2 separate regions of the Homo sapiens genome follow, and region 2 is linked to region 1. The links are chromatin loops, found by intact Hi-C in ENCODE. Cell type or tissue: B cell. All regions are shown on one strand. Links, peaks and the distances in the headings refer to the core of each region. The heading gives the core; the rest is flanking DNA. Region 1 overlaps EIF4ENIF1 (eukaryotic translation initiation factor 4E nuclear import factor 1). Region 2 overlaps SFI1 (SFI1 centrin binding protein).

Region 1 (4,393 bases), core at 166-4,165:
ACGCAAATTCATGAAGTGTTCCATATTTAAAAAAAAAAAAGACTCTTCTCTTGTCCAGGCATGGTGGCTCACACCCGTAATCCTAACACTTTGGGAGGCCGAGGCAAACGGATTACCTGAGCTCAGGCAGCCTGGCCAACATGATGAAACCGCATCTCTACTAAAATACAAGAAAAACATTAGCCGGGCATGGCGGCATGAGCCTGTAATCCCACCTACTCAGGAGGCTGAGGCAGCAGAATTGCTTGAACGCTGGAGGCAGAGGTTGCAGTGAGCTGAGATCGCCTTGGTGACAGAGTGAGATTCCATCTCCAAAAAAAAAAAAAAATTTCTTTCGAGAGACTGGAAGAGCTGTAGGGGTGGGGACAAGAGTCATCTGTCTATGTGTGGCACTAAACTGGGCACACAGGATATATTATGTGGACAGTTGTAAAGAGAGCAAACTTTTTTTTTTTTTTTTTTTGAAACAGTCTCTCTGTGTCACCCAGGCTGGGGTGCAGTGGTGCGATCTCAGCTCACTGCAAGCTCCGCCTCCCGGGTTCACGCTATTCTCCTGCCTCAGCCTCCCGAGTAGCTGGGACTACAGGCACCTGCCACCACGCCCGGCTAATTTTTTTGTATTTTTGATAGAGACGGGGTTTCACCATGTTAGCCAGGATGGTCTCGATCTCCTGACCTCATGATCCGCCCGCCTCAGCCTCCCAAAGTGCTGGGATTACAGGCTTGAGCCACTGTGCCCGGCCATTTTTTTGTATTTTCAGTAGAGACAGGGTTTCACTGTGTTAGCCAGGATGGTCTCGATCTCGTGACCTCGTGATCCGCCCGCCTTGGCCTCCCAAAGTGCTGGGATTACAGGTGTGAGCCACTGCACTCAGCATTTTTTTTTTTTTTTTTTTTGAGACAGAGTCTTGCTCTGTCACCCATGCTGTAGTGCTGTGGCATGATCTCGGCTCACTACAACCTCTGTCTCCTGGGTTCAGGCAGTTCTTGTGCCTCAGCCTCCTGAATAGTACCTGGGATTTCAGGTGTCCACCACCAGGCCCAGCTAGTTTTTTTATTTTTAGTAGAGACGTGGTTTCACCATGTTGGCCAGGCTGCTCATGAACTCCTGACTCAAGTGATAGCTGGTCTCGGCCTCCCAATGTTTTGAGATTACAGGTGTCAGCCAGCATGCCTGGCCCAAACTGTATTGACTTAGCTCATGGTTTCTCTCTTCCCCACTTAAGTAGGGGATCTTCTTGTGCTGGGATACCACCTTAAGCATCTTAGGATCATGCTGGAAGGTAACACATTTAGTGCTGTAAACAGTGAGGAAGTTTTCTCTCATTTTTCCCTAAATGTCCACGTGGACCTTGGGCCATATTTTGAGAAACATGCTCAGTTGGAAGCAATAATTTTTAACCTCTTGGGCATTCATTGGAAATCTTTTGAAGGTGTGAACATTCACTGCAGAAATTGCACAAATGCATCATTTTCCATATGGTTTCAAATGGGAGGTCTTACACTCCTTGACACCATGGAACTGATTTAAGAAGTCTTACTTTTCAAGAACAGTAAATACTGTTTACCTAGATGTTTACAGTGACTCCCTGCCACTTTTACAACCCAAGAGTTGTCTTGTTTCTAAGCCCATTTCTCAGTGAAGAAAATGGCTCTTTATCCTCTATGGACAGGTGAGCTATGTTTTAGCCATTGTATTTGGTCAAAAGTGCGCCCTGGCACAAATAATGTTGCTGGTGTGGTTAATGTCAGTGTGTAACTAGCTTGCTACTCTGCCTTCTGCTCTTACAGGCCTGTGAAGTTTGTACATCTGTTCACTTAAGCATCACACCTATGTATGCTAAGCATGTAAAGTCAACAACGAAAACTGGAATACGGAAGTGAAAATGAGAATTTTGTTAACTCTTCTTAACTGAGAGTAGTTGGTGTTTATCACTCTGTGATTAGAGCAATAACTCTAAGAGGAAAGATTATATTGAACAAAACATTAACTTTGAATAACCTCTCAATTTCAAATTCTCTTTTTTTGTTTTTTTTGTTTTTTTTTTTTTTTTTGGAGACAGAGGTCTTGTTCTGTTGCCGAGGCTGGAGAATCTCAGCTTACTGCAACTTCCACCTCCTGAATTCAACCAATTTCTCCTGCTTCGGCCTCTCAAGTGAGGCTGAGATTACAGGCATGCGCCATCATACCCAGCTAATTTTTTAATTTTTAGTAGAGACAGGGTTTTGCTATGTTGGCCATGCTGGTCTTGAACTCCTGACCTCAAGTAATACGTCCGGCCTCTTTTTTTTTTGAGACAGGTTTTCTGTCACTCGGGCTAGAGCGCGGTGGTACAATTACAGCTCATTGCGGCCTGGATCTCCTGGGCTCAACCAAGTCGCCTGGACAATAGGCATGCCACCATGCCCTGCCTTTTTTTTTTTTTTTTTTTGAGACAGGGTCTCCCTCAAAAAGGGTGCAGTCTTGGCTCACTGCAACCTCTGCCTCCCAGGTTCGCAATTCTCATACCTCAGCCTCCCAAGTAGCTGGGGCTACAGGTGTGCACCCCCACACCTGGCTAATTTTTTTGTTTGTTTGACACAGAATCTTACTCTGTTGTCCAGGCTGGAGTGCAGTGGTGTGATCTTAGCTCACTGCAACCTCTGCCTCCCAGGCTCAGGCAATTCTCCTGCCTGAGTCTCCCAAGTAGCTGGGATTACAGGCGTGCCAGGCTGGTCTTGAACTCCTGATCTTAAGTGATCCACCCGCCTTGGCCTCCCAAAGTGCTGTGATTACATGTGTGAGCCACCGTGCCCAGCCCATATTTTCCTATTTTTAAACTAATATCCTTTTTCTGTTCAAGGATTCTATCCAGGATACCATATTATGTTTAGTTGTCCTCTCTCTTTAGCCTCCTATTTTCCTTTTTTTAAGACTGTTACTTCTGTTAAAGTATTTTTTGATTCCTCGTCAATAGGACCAAAATTAGGCTTTTCTGGATGTTTTGTGGTTGTGTTAAAGTATTAACCTTTCCCAGGTGACTCCTAAATAAATAGGTAAAATCATTATAGAGTTCAGCAAACAGCTGTAGTGGTAATTGAGAACACCTATTGGGATCCCTGTTACCTTTGGAGTTAAAAGTTTCAAACAAAACACCACTTAGAAACTTCCCTACATTAAGAATTTACACATTTAAGCGTGAAAGATTGTCTTTGATTGAATAGCACATTAGGGTTCTTAGTATCTGCATGGGGTAGTAAGGGGATATGTGATAATCTTTAGTTACTTTTAAGAGTAAAAAATTGCTTTGCAGTGGTTTTTCCTGTAGCATTATGTATAAGTATTTCCTATATTGCAAGGTCCTTCCTGTTTCTACTAGAAAAATTTTAAGCCCTCTTGTCCTTAGGATTTCTGTGTTACAGTAATATCTGATATTTTCATAATTACTATTGCTCCATCCTCCCTGAACCCCTCCCCCCAGCCCCAAAGTTGTGCTAACCCTACAGATCTGACACCATGTTTGCCCTGAAGATTTCTCTGGAGTCTCCCGTGGTGTGTTTTGTTTTTTTCTTTTTTTGAGACAGGGTCTCTGTCACCCAGGATGGAGAGCAGTGGTGCGATCGCTGCAGCCTTGACCTCAAGTGACCCTCCCACCGCAGCCTCCTGAGTAGCGGGGACCACACTTGGTGAATTTTTTTTTTTTTTTTTTTTAAACGGAGTCTCGCTCTGTCACCCAGGCTGGAGTGCAGTGGCGCGAACTCAGATCACTGCAACCTCAGCCTCCCTACAGGTAGCTGGGATTACAGGCGTCCGCTACCACACCTGGCTAAGTTTTATATTTTTAGTAGAGACAGGGTTTCACCATGTTGGCCAGGCTGGTCTCAAACTCCTGGCCTCAAGTGATCTGCCTGCCTCAGCCTCCTATAGTGCTGGGATTACAGGCGTGAGCCACTGTGCCCGGCCCACTCGATGAATTTTAAAATATTTTTTGTAGAGACAGGTGTCTCCTTATATTGCCCAGGCTGATCTTGAACTCCTGGACTCAAGCAGTCTTCCCGCTTCAGCCTCCCAAAGTTCTGGGAGTACAGATGTGAGCCACTGGACCTGGCTGACTCCTATCTTTACTGGTGATTTATAGGTTGTATGTTCTTTGACAGTTTTTTTTCAGAATTTTGAACAGCCTTTAGGTATGTCTTTGTATTTGGAACTGTGTTTATCTCAGTCTTACAAATTTTTATTCGTATTTCTATCCAGTTATAAGACAGGTAATTGATAAATAAATCCTAAATAAATGCAAATGCCTGATTGATATCCTGGTCTTAAAACTGAAGTATCATATAGTCCTAAGGCGGCATCTTGTCCTGAAGAAAACATTTAGATGCTTCAGTTTTCTGTAAACACTAGAGAATTCAT
Region 2 (4,393 bases), core at 325-4,324, 50 kb before region 1:
GAAAATCTGGGGGGAAAAAAAGAATAGCAAAAAAGAGTAGTTCCTTCTTTCTTGGACCACGTTTAGACTTTTTCTGGAAGAATCTTGATAGCGTCATATTGTGAGGCACAAGTGGAGAAATGAAAACACTCAATGACAGATTTTATGTCTGCAGGTTCCTGAATATCCTTTTCATCTGAACATTCTACTACCAAGAACAGGCATCAAGATCTCCCACTAATTGCGGTGGAAGAATAAGAATCATTCCCCCATTTTAACCAAGAAAGGAGAACAAAAGCAAAGTACCCATAGACTGGTGGCCACTCATAAGCTCACCTGATGCGCAGTTCTCTTAACCGGCCCTGTCGGGTACAAGTATGTGTGCCACGATACTGCACTAGATGACTGGTACTAGGTAACTCCCTCCGGATCCCAAAGGATGCAGAAGACTTCTTGTTGGACAGTGTCTTTGCAGAATAAGGTTTCTTAACTGCACCATCCTTAAAATACCTTAAATTTGAGGACGAAAGAGGCAAGGAGAGAATAAAGTTATCTCTGCATGTGATGCAAATACTTTTAATATACAAGCAAAATTAAACAGATAAGCTCATTGAGACTGACAATACCTATGCTGCAAGGATAATAAGCAGCCCAATCTGACAGAAATATTGGCCAACCACTAGAGGTGGGTACTGCTGGGTCAGCTCTAGGCAGGAACTACAGAGCTGGAGGGCACCCCCTGGAGTCATTAGGCCTAACACAGTTTTCTTTTGTTTGAGACAGGTTCTTACTCCGTTGCCCAGGCTGGATTGCTGTGGCATGACCACAGCTCACTGCAGCCTCGACCTCCCAGGCTCAAGTGATCCTCCCATCTCAGCCTCCCAAGCAACTAGGCAACTAGGACCACAGGTGCTCGCCACTGTGTCCTGATAATTTTTTTTTTTAAGAGATGAGGTCTCACTGTGTTGCCCAGGCTGGTCTTGAACTCCTGGGCTCAAGGAATCCTCCTACCACATCCTCCTGAGTAGCTGACACTACAGGCATGCACCACCATGACCAGCTAACTTTTTATTTTTATTATTTTTTTGAGATAAGGTCTTACTCTGTTGCCCAGGCTGGAGTGCAGTGGCGCGATCTCAGCTCGTTTAACCTCCGCCTCCCGGGTTCAAGCAATTCTCCTGCCTCAGCCTCCCTAGTAGCTGGGACTACAGGCACCCACTACCGTGCCCAGCTAAGTTTTGTATTTTTATTAGAGACGGGGTTTCACCATGTTGGCCAGGCTGGTCTTGAACTCCTGACCTCAGGTTATCCACCCACCTCGGCCTCCCAAAGTGCTGGGATTACAGGCTTGAGCCACTGTTCCCGGCCAATTTTTTATTTTTATTTTTTTAGAGACAGGGTCTCACTATATTGCCCAGGCTAGTCTCAAATTCCTGGGCTCAAGTAATCCTCTTGCCTCAACCCCCCAAAGGGGTGGCATTACAGACATGTACCACTGTACCCGGCCTGATCTCATTCTTGATCTCTTGCTTCAGAATATCTGCACTGAGGGTAAAGCACACGTATGTACACACAAACACACACACAAAGTTTAATATACTTTTTAAAAAATTTTATTGTATTGTTTTCTTGAAATAGGGTCTTGCTATGTTGCCTAGGCTGGTCTTGAACTCCTGGGATTAAGCAATCCTCCCAACTAAGCCTTCCAAAATGCTGGCATTACAGGTGTGAGCTACCACAATCAGTCTCTTAGATTTTGTTTTTTAAGAACAATTCGAAGTTTACTGCAAAATTGTGAAGAACGAACAGACTGTTCCCACATACCCCTTTTTCTTTACACACACACAGCTGTATATGCTAAAATGAATATGTTTAAAGAAATGAAAGTCAAGAGTGAACATATTTGCAGGGCACGGGGTAACTATAAAAAGTAAGGTAGAAGCATTAATCACAACAGCCAAAAGGTAGAAGCAATCTAATTTTTTTTTTAAAGACAGGTTCTCAGCCAGGTACAGTGGCTCATGCCTGTAATCCCAGCACTTTGAGAGGCCGAGGCGGGAGGGTCACCTGAGGTCAGGAGTTTGAGACCAGCCTGGCCAACATGGCGAAATCCCGTCTCTATTAAAAATACAAAAGTCAGCCGGATGTGGTGGCGGGTGCCTGTAATCTCAGCTACTTGGGAGGCTGAGGCAGGAGAATCGCTTGAACCCGGGAGGCGGAGGTTGCGGTGAGCCATGCCATTGCACTCCATCCAGCCTGGGCGACAGGACAGGACAAGACAGGACAGGAAGAAAGAAAAAAATAAAATTCCCTGATAGTTCCAACGTAGGTATTGATGGCCAGGCACGGTAGCTCAAGCCTGTAATTCCAGCATTTTGAGAGGCTGAGGCAGGCGGATCACCTGAGGTTAGGAATTTGAGACCAGCTTGGACAACATGGTGAAACCCCGTCTCTACTAAAAATACAAAATACAAAAATTAGCCGGGTGTGGTGGCACACGCCTGTAGTCCCAGCTACTCAGGAGGCTGGGGCACGAGAATCACTTGAACCCAGGGGGCAGAGGCTGCAGTGAACTGAATGCACTCCAGCCTGGGCGACAAAGTGACACTCTTGTCTCAACAACAACAACAAAACATAGGTATTGATATGGTTTAGCTGTGCCCCCACCCAAATCGCATCTGCAATTGTAGCTCCCATAATCCCCACGTGTCATGGGAGGGACCTCATGGAAGGTGATTAGATTATGGTGGTAGTTCCCCCATGCTGTTCTCATGATAGTGAGTAAGTTTCCACGAGATCTGATGGTTTTATATGGGGCTTTCCCCCACTTCACCCTGCACTTTCTTTCCTGCCGCCATGTGAAAAAGGACGTGTTTGCTTCCCCTTCCACCATGATTGTAAGTTTCTTGAGGCCTCTCTAGAAATGCAGAACTATGAGTCAATTAAACCTCCTTCCTTTATAAATTACTTATCTCAGATATTTCTTCATAGCAGCATGAGAATGCTCTAATACAGGTATCATATTTGAGTATGGTACTGTTCAGTGCTTTGCTTCTATAAGATTATCTAGTACTACTCCCAAAAAATAAAACTTAAATCTAATTAAGTCTCTAAATCCAGTTACCAATTTGCAGAAAAAGGTTGAGAACAGAGGACAGAAGAACATGCTAAAATGCACACAGGCCCTATAAAAATACCAGTGACATTCTTCACATAAATAGGAAAAACATCTTAAAAATTGTATAGGACCACAAAAGATCCCAAATAGCCAAAGTGATCCTCAGCAAAAAGAACAAAGCTGGAGGCATCACACCACCAGACTTCAAAATAAACCACAAAGCTGTAGTAACCAAAACAGCATGGTACTGGCATAAAAACAGACACATAGGCCAATGGAACAGAACAGAGAGTATCAAGTTATTAAGCTACTTTATCTATCTATCTATCTATCTATCTATCTATCTATCTATCTATCTATCTATGAATGACAGAGTCTCATTCTGTTGCCCCACTGGAATACAGTGATGCAATCACGGCTCACTGCATCCTTGACCTCCCAGATTCAGGTGATCTTCCCACCTCAGCCTCCTGAGGAGCTGCAACTACAAGTACATGCTACCACCTGGCTAATTTTTTGTAGAGATGGGGTTTTGCCACATGCGCAGGATGGTCTTGAACTCCCAGGCTCAAGTGATCCGCCTGTCCTGGTGTCCCAAAGTGCTGAGACTACAGGTGTGACCCATCGCACCCAGTGCCAATTTATTTTTGACAAAGGCTCCAAGAACATTGGGGAAAGGACACCCTCCTTAATAAATGGTGCTGGGAAAAGTGAGTATCTACATGCAGAAAAATGAAACTAGACTCCCCACCTCTCACCCTATACAAATATCAACTCAAAATGGATCAAAGACCTAAATGTAAGATCCAAAACTAGAAAGCTACGAGAAGAAATACTTCAAACGTCTAGGAAAAGATTTTATGAATAAAACATCAAAAGCACAGGCAACAAAAGCAAAAGTAAACAAAATGGGATAATCTCAAAAACTTCTGCTCAGCAAAGGAAACAATCAACAGAGTAAAAAGACAACCTATAGAATGAGATTACAGGCTGGGCGTGGTGGCTCATGCCTGTAATCCCAGCAGTTTCGGAGGCCAAGGCAGTCAGATCACTTGAGGTCAGGAGTTCAAGACCAGCCTGGCCAACATGGTGAAACCCCATCTCTACTAAAAATACAAAATTAGCTGGGCGTGGTGGCATGCACCTGTAATCCCAGTTACTCGGGAGGCTGAGGCAGGAGAATCGCTTGAACCTGGGAGGTGGTGGTTGCAGTGAGCCAAATTTGTACCACTGCACTCCTGACTGGGTGACAGAGTAAGACTCCATAAAAAAAAATGGGATTACAAATATTATAAA

What was found. Peaks named below come from ENCODE experiments on the same cell type or tissue, not always from the same donor. Only the 100,000 strongest peaks of a DNase experiment are listed, where the experiment ranks them.
Region 2: it touches region 1 in a loop (2.4-fold over the local background); 3 of 110 quality-filtered maps call a loop at or near these places.

The regions. Positions count from the first base shown.
Region 1 is chr22:31,475,020-31,479,412 of GRCh38, reverse strand. All of the region lies in intron 2 of EIF4ENIF1 (eukaryotic translation initiation factor 4E nuclear import factor 1), which reads left to right. It also overlaps the pseudogene RNU6-28P. Among named protein-coding and RNA genes, the nearest start is that of EIF4ENIF1, 13 kb to the left of the region's middle. In B cell, for the core only: no CTCF peak of the experiment used is centred there; a DNase peak (open chromatin) is centred at 1,852; H3K27ac peaks cover 1,238 bases.
Region 2 is chr22:31,524,786-31,529,178 of GRCh38, reverse strand. It overlaps SFI1 (SFI1 centrin binding protein), which reads right to left. Exons shown (of 33, transcript NM_001007467.3): 3 at 316-489. Among named protein-coding and RNA genes, the nearest start is that of SFI1, 30 kb to the right of the region's middle. RefSeq lists an enhancer at 2,744-2,953. In B cell, for the core only: no CTCF peak of the experiment used is centred there; a DNase peak (open chromatin) is centred at 2,788.